2 separate regions of the Mus musculus genome follow, and region 2 is linked to region 1. A link is a loop called in an ENCODE intact Hi-C map of the cell type or tissue named here. Cell type or tissue: left cerebral cortex. All regions are shown on one strand.

Region 1 (8,000 bases):
GCTTCTGCTCTGAGGACAATGGGTTTGAGTATAAAGATACTAAACTCCTTCCTACATTTTTACTCCTGAAGCAGGCTTTCCATTTTCAGCTTACTCGAGAATTACCTCCACTGGCTTTTCTAGAAGTAGATTGGGCTCAACTCTGGAGTTTCTAAGCTTGCCAGTCTCAGATCAGGCAGGAAATTTGCAATTTTGCTAATGCTGCTTCCAGACAGCGATCCTGGATCTCCAGCAGGAAAATCATCTGAGATGCTTTTAGAAGTCTGTTGGCCTCCTCCAAATGCCTCTTTTTCAGGCTCCTTGAATCAGCATCTCTAAGGTAGGCTACTGAAAGGTACCCAGGTAGCAAGTACATGTAGCTATGGTGAAGATGCACTCATTATCCCTAGGCAAGTGATCATCAACAGATGGGCTAATTTTCCTCCCCAGGGCCACTGAAAAATGTCTAAAGACATTTCTGATAGCTACAAGTATACTGGAGCCAGGATGAGAGGATAGTGTCACTAAACGCTCAGTGGGTAAAATCCAAGAACACTGTTAAACATTGCAAAGGGGAAAGGTCCACAACAAATTTTCTGGCCCCAAATGTCTGTTGTCTCTTACAGGATCAATCCCAAGACCTGCTGACTTCAAGTCTGTAGTTTTCTCAAGGTCCCCAGAGAATTTGAGAAAATTTGAAAAGCAATATCTGAGGTTGGTGGCCCTCTACTTGAAGATCTTAAAATTCCTAGAGGGCCTATGGAAATGCAAAGTGTTGGCCCCACATCCAGGATTTTAAATTCGGGAAGCAGAGGAGGATATGAGAATTCACAGTTCTAGTAAGTTCCCAGGAGTAGCAGCAGCAGGTCTAGAAACTGACAACAGTCAGCTGGAAGCTGGTCACATCAAAGTCTGCTAGTTAGAGACTGAGGTCGAGGGCTGTTGGATTTCGGACCTGTGGGGCTACTGACTGAATGCTGTCTATTTAGGTTGCAAACGTGGGACACTGTTATTTCCTTTAATGTGTGTTATAATAACAAAGACCCATTGCTTCTCTCCAAAGATGGGCCCCCTGAAGCCTGTGATATTTTCTTACCTACACAGGAGGCTGGTCGGCCACTCCAGGCCTTGTTGTCCATACATGTGACTGTTCGCTCCCCTTTCAATGTATATCCTGGTGAACAATAGTACTCACACCGAGAGTTAAAGTAGGCACCATCGACACACTTAAACCCTCCATTTGCCGGCATGGTAAGGGTAGGACATCGCTTCTCTGTAAAGGATAGAATCAGACATGCAGTATAGTTTTTTTTTGTCCAACAATTCAAAAGCCAGACACTTGGAAAATATGCAGTGAACAGTTTGCTACAATAAAATTTGTGGCATTAAAAATACAGCATGTGGCATTAATCAATAATAACATGTGGCATCTGCCTATATGCCACACAGAACACACGATGCTTCCTATCACAATAGGTTGCTTTGGCATTCCAGCCACAACACTGTCCTAGACTGAATTCCCCAGAAGCGAACCCTGAGAGAAGAGAAGGAAGAAAGTGTTGCCAGGGGGAGACCAATGACTAAAGGGAGAAAGGGGAGAATGGTGATCAGAGCGCCAGCAAGGGGTCATGGAGAGCAGAGTCAGCTTCAGCTTGCTCTGTCAAGAGCACCCTGCAGGGAAGATGGCAGTTCTCATTCACACTCCACACCGGGAACCACCTTTTACCAGTCATTCCTTGGAGAGCTTTTCTCTTCTATGGGAAAAAAAAAAAAAGTTGAGCAGATGGCTCACACTTATAATTCTAAGACTGACACAGAATTTCCTAGACTACAATAAACAAACAAACAAACAAGTAAACAAGAAGTAGGTAGAGAGGCAGCAGCAGGAACATTTTCTGAAAGAGGTTTTCTCTTTTCTCTGAAGAAAGTTGAAGAGGGCAAGTGTGACCATATCTGGTGACACCAGCCTGCAATCCCAGCTACTTAGGAGACTGAGGCAGGAAGATGGCATGTTCAAAACCAGCATGGGCTACAAATTGAGTTGCTGTAAGCCTTTTGACTTGGTGAGACCCTGTCTTAACATAAAACTTTTGTTTTGTTTTTCTTCTTAAAGCTAGGAATACAATAGATTTTTTTCAGCATTTGCCAGGCCCTGGGCTCACATCCCAGTTCTTGGGGAAAATGAAAAGAAGAAATCCAACAAGGCCCTCACATAGATCACAGGGAAATGTGGTGAAACATTGTTAAGTGGGTACTACATAAACTCAGTTATAACATCTACATATTCTGGACCACATGACTATAGTCCTGAGCAGCACTTGGCCCAATCCTATCAATAATGTACTGTGCAAAACATGTTGAACGTATGTTGAAGACTTAGAAAACATTGGGTCATCAATAAGGCATAGCGACTTTGGGTAATAAAGGCATCCAAAATGGGTTTCACCAATGCTCTACCCATCTACAGCCTAAATACAGGAGAACTTGTCATGAAGCAGAACATGTCATTAGTCTGCCTGCCTCTGGAGGCAGCCAGCAAGCAAGGAACTTCACAGATGAGCTTTGAGACATTGCCCCTGAAATGCAACATCAACTTCATCCCAGGCCTACTCCATTACACAGACTTAGAATCACTTCTTCAGTGACTCCCCCTTGTACCCCTAAATCCTACCCTTCAGGATATTTGTTTTTCATGATTTTCTTTTCCATTAATCTCCTACCCAGGAGCTCCTAGTTTAGAGCCCTTCCTGTACCCATGTCATGTCTTTCACCTCTACCTAGTTACACGCTCTGGAAGTTTATTTACTACTAAATCACCAGCAACTCTTTGGAACTTTGTATTTACTGAACAAATATCACTGGTGTGCTAAAAAAAAAAAATCTATCTATTCTTTCCCCCAAACAGTATAGCATACCCTTCTTTGGAAAAGGAGCACACATTCACTCTGTTATATTATAAAAATCGACTAGCTTTAAATCAAAGCTTCATCTCAGAGCAAGACAGTTTTGTCCCTGAAGACTCAGCACAGGTCTAGTCTACTCACGTTTGCAGATGACCTTATCTGACCAGCGCTTGTTTGACTGGCAGATGAGCTGGGAAGAGCCATGAAGCTCATAGCCCTTTCGGCAGCGAATGTCACATCTGGTTCCCAAGGCTGTTTTGTAGTATCCCCCAGGAGGTGCCCTGCAGTACACATCCCCATACTTCACCTTGATGGGAGAGCACCACGGAGTGTCTACAGGCAGAAACAAAGGGAGAAATAACAAGTGACAGGTTTAGATAATGCAGCCCTTCACTCTGTGCTACCAGATTGGCTACATTCCAGGTTCTGAACCTCCAATGCTGGCCTGTGTATTAGGAACCTCTAGATAAGAAAGTTATGGCTGTGAGACTGAGCACTAGACATAATTAAATATGAATCTAAATTACTTTAAATAGTTGTTTGATGTGGGCAAGCGACATCAACTCTCTGAGTTGATACACCAATAACTGGCTAATGTTATAAGAGATAAAGACTGTATGTATATTTATCACCTAGCACGATGCTGAGAACAAAATGAATGTTCAATAAGCTTTTGTTTTTCTAGTATTTCCCTTAATATGATATCCTGATCTATTGAAACTAATTGATGCCATAGTAAATTTTCACCCTAGCCATCTATACATAACAGAGTCAATTAACTGTGATTTCCTCCCAGCTATATGCATATTTCTCTGTAAAGCAAACCACAGTACTCATGTTTGCTAATTTCAACTAAGCTATACCAGTGTTCACAATAGAGTGTCATTTTGGCTTACACTCATGGAACAATTGCTCCAAGTAAGGAAACAATCCCCCTTTTCAGATGTCAATAGTTATACACCATTTGGGGTGACATCCCCTCAGATGGAAAACTTGATTTTGGTGTTCTAGTTGCTGTGGCTGTGTTGTCTAGTTTTTGTGAACTTGACACAACCTGGAGCCACCCAGAAAGGTGAAACTAATTGAGGAATTGTCTCCATCAGATTGGCTTATGGGCATGTCTATAGGGCATTTTCTTGAATGCCCAAATAATGGGTGAAGGTGGTGCCAACTGTGAGCAGGTGATCCTGGATGTTATGCATAAGAAAGCAAGCTGAGAGCTACAGAGAACAAGTGTGTTAGCATTCCTGCAGCATCTCTGCTTGAGTTCCTGCTTTGGTGGACTATAACCTGTAAGCTTTCCAAAAGAGCCCTTTCCTCCCCTAGTTGCTTTGCTCAGTATTTTAGCATAGCAACAGAGAAGCAAACTAGGACAACTGCCCAAAGCATACCTAGGATGTCATTAATAAAGCTGAACTTCTCCCCTATCTTTGAAATGTACCATGCAAAGAAACCTTCAAAAGAAGTGCAAAACTGTCTTCTTAGTGGAGGAGTTCCTGAAGCAGCCAGTCCATGTATCTCTACGCTATCTGGGGGTCAGGGACAAGTTCCCTGAAGTCGGGGGTGGGTGTAGAGTTAACACATTGAACCAGAGCTACATTCCTATAGCTGCCCAGCTCGTTATCCCTCAACAGCACCTGTGCTACCAGTATAACCAGTATGTGGAGTAAGTTCGCCATCATGTGGCCACAAAGGAACACAGGCCTCCCTCCACATTCCCCAGGAACGTTCTCCTAAGGATGTTCTCCCCACGCTCAGCAACCCTGCTAAAGGATGCTGCCCAGGTTTTGGCATTTGAACACTTTTTTTACACTGTTGCTTCATGGTTCTCTTTGGCTAGTACCTATATCATATAATGCTTTTCAGAAAGTTGTCAGTAGATTGGAAATTGAAGACTCAAGTAACATTCCCTACATGTCCTGGGTAGAGATGATAAGGACTCACCCTAGAGACTATGTATTCACTTGCACCATGTAGATTCAGATGTGCAGAGCGCACAGCAGGCCTACAGGCCTTCCTGCAACACTTCCTTTCTGGAACATTTTATGCAGGCTGTCTACATGTACTATGTATATTTGTGATCTATATGAAAAAGATCTATGTGTGTTTTCATATATAACAAATTCACATATTTGAATGCAGCATGCAATTAGCAGATTTTTCTCCCTTATTTGGACTCTTCAAATTCTTCTGTCAGTGGCGACTACATATCTAAAAGCTGTGCTGTTGTCGCCATGGGGAGGGAAAAACATCTTGCATTTATTTATTTGCAAAAGGCATTTTAGTTTTTGTTATCTTCCAAAAGAACTCTTTAGAAGGAATTTGAACAGTTTATCAGTTCTTTAGTAAAGATGATGGGAATGTCAGTGTGCATGCTTTGCATATAAAGTGCAGACAAGCACCATGGGTAAGTCAAAGTAGACATCCAAACTGATTAATCAGGAAAGCCTTTGCATCCCCCAGGGCCAATGTGATAAGCACTCTAATTAAATGGAGTTGGTGGAGCTGGCAGCATGGAGCAGCAGGCTAATGAGGAACTACTAGTGCTTCATGGATGTGAGCCAAAACACCTGTCCAGACTCAAGTGCAGCATGAGGGAGGGCCACAGGACTCACTCCTACTCTCTCTAACCCTTGGGGCCTTCTGTAAATACCGGGCAATTCTGACACATCTCTATGCGCCTTCCCCTTCCCTCAAGCAGTGTGAATATACTATAGTATCCCAAGTAAAACCATCAACATTTATTCTGCCCCAATCCCTCAAAAAAGTAAATAAATACAATCAAATAAGTAAATAAGATGTCACATACTGGGAACCTAATGTATGCTATTTAATCTTTCTTTCTTCTTTTAAATTTGACTCAATTCAAATCAGTTATTGAATATATACTCTGTGCCACACTCTGGGAGGAGCTTAATATTCCATAGCTAAAGTTGCAGTTAATCATGGTTGAGCTCTAAATTTTAAAATGAATGACACTTAAAAGCTGAAGTGTAGTTCTTGAACAGAACAATTGTCTTGCAATAATAGGCCCTAGGTTTGCTCTTTATCATAACCACAATAACAAGAAGAAAAAAAAACTTTAACTCTCTATTGTAAAAATTTAAGGCATATAGTGTGTTTTGATATGTGTGTATATACATATAAAATGTGTAGTGTGATGATTCCTACAGGCAAGCCATCTAACTGACAAGAGAAATAATTTATCATGAAAAAAATGTATTCTTAGACATTCAGGTCAGGTCCTGGGCTAGGCATATTTTTGGATATATTATTTACTTTCTATCTTGCAAGGCTATGAGATGAGAAGGGGACACCAAGCACAATGAACTAAGGACACATGAGGCCACCACTACTGTCTAGGAGTCTCTTTACTGTGCATGTGTGTTAGGACTCTTTTTAAACTGGGGACTCACAAAGAACTTAAAAAAAAAACTTTCAGGAAGTTTTATGAATCAGAGCATCTCCTTACCCCAAACATCTGACTAGAAATTTGTGATTGGTTGGATTGCTTAATGCCACAACAATGAAGGTAGGCACTATTACATTCAGAAATCAAAGCAAATATGGAAACACACCTAGACACAGGAACCAGTCATTGTTTAGAAAAACTCCTCCCCCCACTCCCCCACTTCTTGGGAAAAGACCTGAAGGACAGTCTTTAGGCAAAGGCTGACCAGAACTTTTTCAATTCTCGAGTAGCTCAGAAGTGTCACAAGAGTGTAGGTTAGTATTTTCCTGCCAGAGTATGAATGCATTTCTTGGGCCAAATGTCAAATTGAAACTTTACCAGACTGTTTCCTTGAGGGTTTCCCGCTGCAGTGAGAGGCAGCTGTTGTAGACAAAGAGCATTTTACATTTACCTTCCTTTCTGCTCTGAGCTCCCTGGCTCCAGGGAAGCAGCAGCAGGAGTTGTGAATAGACTTACCTGAGCCAGTAGGGAAAGCCTCTTCCTTAGGCTTTAGATACCTGCTGGGAGTGGAGCCTGGGCACAGTGGAGGGGTGGATTTCCTATAGCTAAGTTAAAATTCATTTCAGCAACAGCACATTTTCCTTCTCATCTTAGGAGCCAGGCTGGGCTCAGAAAGAGCATGAGAAAAGCTCATGAAAATCAAGGTTTCCTCTTCTCCGTGCAGTCAGTACATTAGCAGCACTGGGCGCAGCACCCACCTTGGGCGGTTTGCTCTGCACACTTCCGGCTGTAATGTATGAGTAAGGCTTGATTTTCACTATCATCAGCTACAGCTTGCCTCGGCAGAAGTGAGGACAGTAAAGACATTTAGAAGAATAAAATGACCACGGGGCACTGAAAGGCAGCACTCCTGAGATTTCTTTTTCTTTTTTTCCTTCCCTTGGTTTTCCTATTGGAAGGATGAGTGCCCACACACATTTATTTTTAAATATTTATTTTCCTAGACAGGCAATTAGAAAGCCAATGTGTTGTCTGGTCACTTTATTACAGTCTGCTCTGCGAAGCTTTAAAGAAATATCTCCTGGCATCAGCGGGTCCTTGTCAGCACAGAAGCAAAGAATTCACCTTTATATAGAGAGTGTGAATACCAGACTCCATCGTCTTCTAGTGGTGAGTCTCCAGATCCTACAATAAAAAGAGAACAGAAACTGCAGCAAGAAAAGCCACACAGTATGGGCGCATATTTCAAAGCATTGCTTTGGCATCATCCATGCAAGAGGTGCTATTAGATTGCAGAGCCAAGAGCAGAAGCTTCTGTGGCCATTCATGATGGGACAGGGAGCTCTCAGAGTGAACCTGGCTCGGCTGTAGTGGCTGGAGCCAATCAAAATGAGCCTCAGACTGTTTTTGGAATCACCACAGGGCCATATGAAATTCTGGAATCGGGAAAGAGAAAGAAAGTCAAATTCACTCTGAGTCGATGCCAATGTATATGAAGCTCATGCCAGAGCAGACACCATAAAATGTGTGTGACTCAGACCCAACCCACAGTTCCTCCAGTAGACAAAGAAAACCCAGTAGAACCTTGTGTTTGTAGTAGCTAAAATAAGTCCATCTGCTGAAATGAATCTGGATGGAGACCAAGAAGGGAAATCAAATGTCTTACCTCAATGACAAAAGAAATATACAACTGCCTTGGGAAAACT
Region 2 (8,000 bases), 930 kb before region 1:
CAATCACAAAAGAAGTCATTATATATGCACTCACTGATAAGTGAATATTAGCCCAGAAACATAGAATACCCAAGATACAATTTGCAAAACACTAGAAAATCAAAAGAGGGAAGACAAATGGGTGGATACTTCATTCCGCCTTAGAATAGGGAACAAATACCCATGAAAGGAGTTACAGAGACAAAGTTTGGTGCTAAGAGGGAAGGATGGACTATCCAGAGACTAACCAACCTGGGGATCCATCCCATAATCAGCCACCAAACCCAGACACTATTGCATATGCCAGCAAGATTTTGCTGAAAGGACCCTGATATAGCTGTCTCATATGAGGCTGTGCCAGTGCCTGGCAAATACAGAAGTGGATGCTCACAGTCAGCTATTGGATGGAACACAGGGCCCCCAATGGAGGAGCTAGAGAAAGTACCCAAGGAGCTGAAGGGGTCTGCAACCCTGTAGGTGGAACAACAATATGAACTAACCAGTACCTCCAGAGCTTGTGTCTCTAGCTTCATATGTAGCAGAAGATGGCCTAGTCGCCCATCACTGGGAATAGAGGGCCCTTGGTATTGCAAACTTTATATGCCGCAGTCCAGGGCAAAGAAGCGGGAGTGGGTAGGTAGGGTAGTAGGCCAGAGGGAGGGTATAGGGAACTTGCAGGATAGCATTTGAAATGTATATAAACCCTATAGGTGGAACAACATTATGAACTAACCAGTACCCCGGAGCTCTTGACTCTAGCTGCATATGTATCAAAAGATGGCCTAGTCGGCCATCACTGGAAAGAGAGGCCCATTGATTGGGCTTGCAAACTTTATATGCCCCAGTACAGGGGAATGCCAGTGCCAAAAAGTGGGAGTGGGTGGGGAGGGTATGGGGGACTTTTGGGATAGCATTGGAAATGTAAATGAGGAAAATACCTAATAAAAATATTTTTAAAAGAAATGTATATAAAGAAAATATCTAATTAAAAAAAAGGCATTGCTCACTCTAAAACCTTGTCCAATCTGCAACGAGAGAGTTCAAGCTCTCCCTGTTGAATTCTGCTTTTCTTTCCTTGGATGGATGCCAGATGATAGCATTATTTAAAGACATTCCCTGCCCAATTTGCTTCCTCTTGTTTTCATCTTTCATAAGCTTTAGCCTCACAAATAAGTTTTATTTCTTCCCAATTCTGCCTCAATCTTCCTCTGAAAGATCCAAAGATCTAGTTTACAGCTCTCTCTCTCTCTCTCTCTCTCTCTCTCTCTCTCTCTCTCTCTCTCTCTCTCTCTCGCACGCATGCACACACACACACACACACACACACAGACAGACACACACACACACACACATGTGTGTGCTCTCGTGCGCAGCTTAACAGAGAATGACATTCCCCTGGGAAGTCAGGGGTGGTATCATTGGGTGTATGCCTAGGGAGGGAAGTTTTAAAGCACACAGGATAATTGGGTCCACTTTGATTCTACAGTTCATTGTTAGAGTGGTAAAACTGAGATTGTATTCATATAGGTTTTATTCTTCTGCTTTGTGTCTTATTTAGTTTGTGGCACAGGGGAAATAGAAAGGAATCATTTATTTATCCCTTTAATCATAGTATGATTATGAAAAATTATTACACATAATGCAACAAGTCCTTTAGTGATTGCTTTTTTCTCAAATCCCTTTTTCCCCCAAAGGCTACCTAGAGCGCTCCTACTATTAGTTTGTAGTTATTTCATTTTTTTTTTGTTTTTATTTTCTTTTTTGTTTTGTTTTTTTAATTAGGTATTTTCTTCATTTACATTTCCAATGCTATCCCAAAAGTTCCCTATACCCTTCCCCCACCCTGCTCTCCTACCCACCCACTCCCACTTCTTGGCCCTGGCATTCCCCTGTACTGGGGCATATAAAGTTTGCAAGACCAATGGGCCTCTCTTCCCAATGATGGCCAACTAGGCCATCTTCTGCCACATATGCAGCTAGAGACACGAGCTCTGGGGAATACTGGTTAGTTCATATTGTTGTTCCAGCTATAGGGTTGCAGATCCCTTTAGCTCTTTGGGTACTTTCTCTAGCTCCTCCAGTGGGGGCCCTGTGATCCATCCAATAGCTGACTGTGAGCATCCACTTCTGTGTTTGCTAGGCCCAAGCATAGCCTCACAAGAGACAGCTATATCAGGGTCCTTTCAGCAAAATCTTGCTAGAGTATGCAATGGTGTCAGCATTTGGAGGCTGATTATGGGATGGATCCCTGGGTAGTTATTTCATTTTTAAACAAAATAATCAAATTCATTACCATAAGAGGCTCAGCAGAATGACAGATTTGGGGGTCGTGTATACTTTACTCAGTTTTTTTCAGCAGGTGAAGAAAGACTCTTATTAAGGGTGAGGAAACATAGATACAAAGTAGGCACACAGAGAGAAATACCCTCCACAAAGTAGAGAAGGGTCTCAAGAACTGAAAACCTGGTTGGTCTCTCCTTCAGGGTTGTGGATTTACATATCTTTAAGGGTGTCTTTCTCTTCCAATTCAGGCATTGTTAGTTTGAACAAAGACAGTTTGAACAAGACAGATAGGTCCATGAGTTTGGGATTACACATACTGTTCTGGCCTTGAACTTGTGAGAAAGGTCCATAGCTGGCGGTCCCTACTGGTGGGGGGAAAAGCCTGTCAAAGGTTTCATATTAAGTTTCCAGGCTTTTGTCTCTGGTGAGGAGGGTGAATGCAATGCCCGTGATCTTGGCAGTTCATCATCTTTGTTATCTACTTATGCTCTCTCTCCTCATCTGTGTGCCTATCAGGAAATCTATCTCACTATTGGTTCTTATTCTGCCCTCTCAGAGGTCACACTAACTACTGTTGGGGGTTGTAGGCTACTCTATTTTCAAACTGGTAAAGGGGACTGAGGTTGAAGGGACAGCAGCTGGAGTGACTTGGGAGAGGGTTGATGTAAGAGGCAATGGTAAGACTTAACAGATCCAGGCAAAGATCCAGAACATAAGAAAGCCATTATGAGAGTATGTATCCTTGAGGCATGCTTTGTGAGTAAAGAAGCATCTAGAATTCTTTTCACCTTACTAAACAACATTTAAATTAATCATCCTGTTAAGAATTTTCCTCACTGACAGTCAGATTTTAAGGTACCAGTTTTGCGCCAATGCCTGTCTTTGGAAAGTGCTTTGTACACAGCTCTTGTTGCAGTGTTGGAGTTGATGACTTTTGCTTCCCTCCTGGACACCCCACTTTCCCTATATATCTACTTATAGCACCAATTATAATGTCAGGTCTAATGGTCAACGCTCCATCCAGAGAAACTTTGATTACTCAGGATATAAACTGAAACTTCAGCAGACAATGACTTGTACCTATATTACCATAGATCTCTTACTTGAAGGGTCTACCTCTGACTTATAACATTTTCTGGCTATGGAAGAATGCTAGAGCAACTTAGGTGTTAAGCCAAGAAATGTCAGTATGATGACATTTGGAGACGGAGCTTTGGGTACTGATTAGGTCATGAGTGTCTCTGTGAGACAGGAAAGAGCTTAATGCCTTTCACTTTATTTTCTGTTATACAAAGATAAAGCAAGTGTACTTTCATCACCAAACCAGGAAACATTCTGTCTGAAAACCAAGCACAATGGCACCCTGATCTCTGACTTCCACCTTTCAGAAATGTGAGGAATGAATTTGTTATGTAAGCCACTTATTCTATGGTAATTGGTTAGGACCTGCCCCCCCCCCCACACACACATAAACACTCAATCAAATAAGCACTTTAGGCTGCCTTGTCTGCCCTTGTGTGCCAGGGTGGGGGTGGCACCCTCTCAGAGGAAAAGGGGAGGGGGGAGGGAGAGGAGGATTGTAGGCAGGGGTAATGGGGTGGGGCAGTGAGTACGTTGTAAAGTGAATCAACAGAAAATTGAAAAAAACAACAACAAATAAGCTACTTATATCCAAATCCTTTTCTTGGGATCTATTTTTAGGATAACTCACACTCACACATCACCCCCAGGTCTAGCAGACTCATTTTTCTCAGGAAATGAGAAGAGCGGCTGAGTCAGAGAGAAAACAGACAGGAAGTCAATGTGTAGGGTGAAATGACAGAAAGTAATAGAAATGACTCAGTCTAGGCAAGTTTTTGATAAAGAATCCCTTTCTAGCTCAAAGCCCTATGAGGCCCAAGGATTTATTTCATCTGTGAGCTCCGATTCCACACACATGAGCTTGATCATCGCCAGTTCAAGTATGTTATTGTCACTTGCTTTGAAGCTAACTTCTATTGACTCAACCAGAAGACTGAATTCTCTAAGGACACTCTAATTTCTAATTGAGAACCTAAGGCAGCTAGCGAGTTCTTCACTAATAAAAGCCCTTTCCAATCATGACACTCTAAACTGTGTGAGGCACTCTATACCCAACAGGAATTCCTCACTAAATCCCTTTGAAGTTTGAAAAGCAGATCTGGAAATGTTTGTAAACAGACTGCTTCCTATAATTTCACCCTATTATTCCTAGGTTTGGACCAGCTCCCAAGGCGGTTGGAATTTCCTATTTGTTCCTTTTCCTAAGTTCCTATTCCTAAGGCTTTGTATGTGTTTTGTGACTTGACCTTTCTTTTTCTATTCTAGTATAAAATGAATATTCCCACCAACCCAAAGAAACTTCAAACAAACAAACAAACCTGTATTCTTGATTGGTTGGAGAAAGATCAGCGGGTAGGGGCACACACAGAGCAAGTAAGAACTTCACTGGAGTAGGCTGACTCCCCTGAGGCAGATAGCTATAGCCCTGTGTTTCACTTAGTTGTAGTACTGGAGATTAAACTCAAGACTGGCGCCAAGGAATCTAATACTGAACTATATCCCTATACCTCTTTTTGTTTTAAGAAAATGTTTCACTGAGTTGCTCAGACTGGCTTTGAACTCCTTCTGTAGTTCAGGCAGGACTGGAACTTGTGATCCTTCCACCTCAACCTTCCTATGAGGTGGCATTACAAGTCTGCCTGCCCAGTACAACTTTGTCTTTCAAGTTTAGACCTCATCTACTTAGTTACCTCAGCATAAGAAAGGGCAAGACAGTGGAACCGTAGACAAAGCCTTTGGAAATAAATTCCTGGCAGTCACTATTATTGCCTGTCATATGAGCAAACACATTTGAATTTGGTAAACAACTGTCCTTGAAACTTATCAATAATTCTCTCTGGTTCTGATGGCATCTGACTCATGTGATTTAGATTTTGAGGTAATATTCTGTGAGTCCTTGTAGGGAAAAGAATAGCTACATAATAATTACTTACTAAAAAAGACAATTGGGATCCTTCAAATATTTATATCATATAAATATTGCATACTATAATATCTGGAGAGAAACAGAGGCCTAAAGGAACTTCAAAAGCTGAGGTTTAAACTACATTGCATTCTATAAGAACTTAAACCACAGTTTATGCCCAAGGTCTAGGTAAATAGATCAGGTCTACAGTAGTTGGAGCAATCGCCTTCCATGTAGACTTCTTTGCTTTTCATGTTCTGCTAAAATTATCCTACAAAAACACCTGGAAGACTCTACTTAAACAAATGTTAAAACTATCATTGCAACTTCTAGACAAACCAGCATGGTGTGCCACCTAATGTGATGTTTGAGACAGACACAAAAGCATTTATATCATAATTATGTCAGAAGAGTACATAATTCAAATCTAATCACAGTAAAATATAATACAACCATGCAAGAGACAGTCTACAAAACAATTGGCTTGTACTCAACAAGAACGTCTATGATAGGAAAGAAAAGGAAAGGAAAGGAAAGGAAAGGAAAGGAAAGGAAAGGAAAGAAAAGAAAGAAAAGAAGAGAAAAGAAAAGAAAAGAAAGGAAAGGAAAGGAAAGGAAAGGAAAGGAAAGGAAAGGAAAGGAAAGGAAAAGAAAAGAAAAGAAAAGAAAAGAAAAGAAAAGAAAAGAAAAGAAAAGAAAAAAGAAAAGGAAAGAAACCAGGCTAAGAACTAATCCTTATTAGCATTGGCTAGAGAAACATGGTTACTAAGTTTAATTAGTAAACATTGTTTGGCTCTAGGAAAACATTCCAGAAAAAAAAATCATATTTCTTTGTGACATTGATCCCTCCAACATTGTTGGTTGCTTCTGCTTCAAGTTCAGCCAGGAGCTCAAGCTAGTGGGTCGCTCTGTTGCCCACCATGGGTTTTCCATGAGGGCCTCATTGTCCCCCACGCTGACGCTGCCCACCCCGTTTCTTCAGAGCCAGGGCTGCCTATCCATTAGTGTTTATACCACTACCTGTGGTCTTTCTACCTGGCTCAAGTGCTACAGAACTACCACGTTGACTGCAAGGTCATGCCATGTCCAGCTGCAGTTCACTACTTCTTTTTAAAAAACAAACAAACAAACTATTTTTATTAGCTATTTTCTTCATTTACATTTCAAATGCTATCCCGAAAGTCCCCTATACCCTCCCCCACGCCCTGCTCCCCTACCCACCCACTCCCGCTTCCTGGCCCTGGCGTTCCCCTGTACTGGGGCATATAATCTTTGCAAGACCAAGGGCCTCTCCTTCCAATGATGGCCGATTAGGCCATCTTCTGCTACATATGCAGCTAGAGACACGAGCTCAGGAGGTACTGGTTAGTTCATGTTGCTGTTCCTCCTATAGGGCTGCAGACCCCTTCAGCTCCTTGGGTACTTCTTATATCTACCTGTCTATGGGGGCTTCTCTTGTTGGTAGGTTACACATGCAGAGCCACTTGCTGACTCCTCCTCTCTCAGCAACCAGTGACTGCCAATAGCTGCCCTTCCGAGGGTGGAGAGCCCTTTTGAGGCTCTCTCCTCTCTACATGCAAGGATTTAAACTTACTTGATCTGGTGCAGATACCCAGGGACATATACAGCTTTCACACTAGGTGCCTCCTTTTTCTCAGTGTTCTCTGATGAGCAAGGGGAGTATTGATGATTAGGCCACAGGTAAGAGCACTCACCGTTACTGTACTTACTTGGACCAGTTATAAATCTGCATTAACCTGCAGTACAAGAGAAGCTTCTCTGACCAAAGTTGAGATATCACAAACCTATCTATGTAAAAACAGCTAATTAGAGGGCAGCTTGACAGCAAACCATTTACCAAAACAGCAGGAGGTTTCCTACTAGGCAAATTCTTAGTTTACAGACAATTCTACTAGGCTCCTCCCAGGAACTCTGCAACAGCTACCTAGCAACAGCTTACACCAGAACCTGCCACTAGGTGCTATAAAGACTGACTCTCTAGCACGCTCTCTCCCTCCCTTTTCCCCCTCTGTCTTTCTGTCTCTGTCTGTCTCCCTCCCTCCCTCTCCCTCTCATCTTTTACTCTTTTTCTTTCTCTGTTCCCACTTGTTCCCAGTGGACCTCCCTGTCCTTCGCTTCCACTTTTCTTTGCTTCTACCCCTTATTGGCCCCACTCCCCTCCTTTCCCTCATAATAGAAGTCTTTTTATACTAGGCCTATCTCATGCCATGATTCCACAGGTTAGCTCCTTATTCCTGCTACCAGCACATTACTCTGCATCGCAAAACATATCATTGATGCTTAGAGAGTCCACAGGCTTTTCCTGTGTGGATTTAATTCACACATCCAGGAACCCTGGGACCCCATCTCTGTCTGCCTGTGACAGGATAGCTTTCTCCTGTGGATGTCTGCTTTTCTACCAGCTTGGGTTTTTTTCTCGCTATCTCCACTCTTCCTTCTCTCTCCCCTCTCCCACCACTCTCTATTCTCTCCTCTCCCCCTTTTCTCCTCCCCTCCTTCCTCTCTCCCTCTCCCTCTTCTCTCCTTCTTCCCCTCTCCCCTGACCCTCCCCTCTTCCTCCAATCTCCCCTCTCCTTCCAATTTCCTCTCTCCCTCCCTACTCCTTCCCCTCTCCCTTTTCCATTCCCTCCTCTTTCCCTCATCTCTCCTTTCCCACCTCCCTCCCCCTCTTCTCTCCATCCCCTTCTTTCCCCCCTCCCTTTCCCCATATCCCTCTCCCTCCCCTCTCCTC

Evidence for each region. Peaks named below come from ENCODE experiments on the same cell type or tissue, not always from the same donor. Only the 100,000 strongest peaks of a DNase experiment are listed, where the experiment ranks them.
Region 2: a loop joins it to region 1, with 4 times the contacts of the local background. A loop is called at or near these places in 6 of 42 quality-filtered maps.

What each region holds. Positions count from the first base shown.
Region 1 is chrX:10,066,350-10,074,349 of GRCm38, forward strand. It overlaps Srpx (sushi-repeat-containing protein), which reads right to left. Exons shown (of 10, transcript NM_016911.5): 2 at 7,420-7,479; 3 at 3,024-3,215; 4 at 1,076-1,252. Among named protein-coding and RNA genes, the nearest start is that of Srpx, 47 kb to the right of the region's middle. In left cerebral cortex, a CTCF peak has its summit at 4,563 (motif pointing left); DNase peaks (open chromatin) are centred at 4,568, 7,115 and 7,820.
Region 2 is chrX:9,135,680-9,143,679 of GRCm38, forward strand. No RefSeq gene overlaps it. Among named protein-coding and RNA genes, the nearest start is that of 4930402K13Rik, 35 kb to the left of the region's middle. In left cerebral cortex, no CTCF peak of the experiment used is centred here; a DNase peak (open chromatin) is centred at 4,055.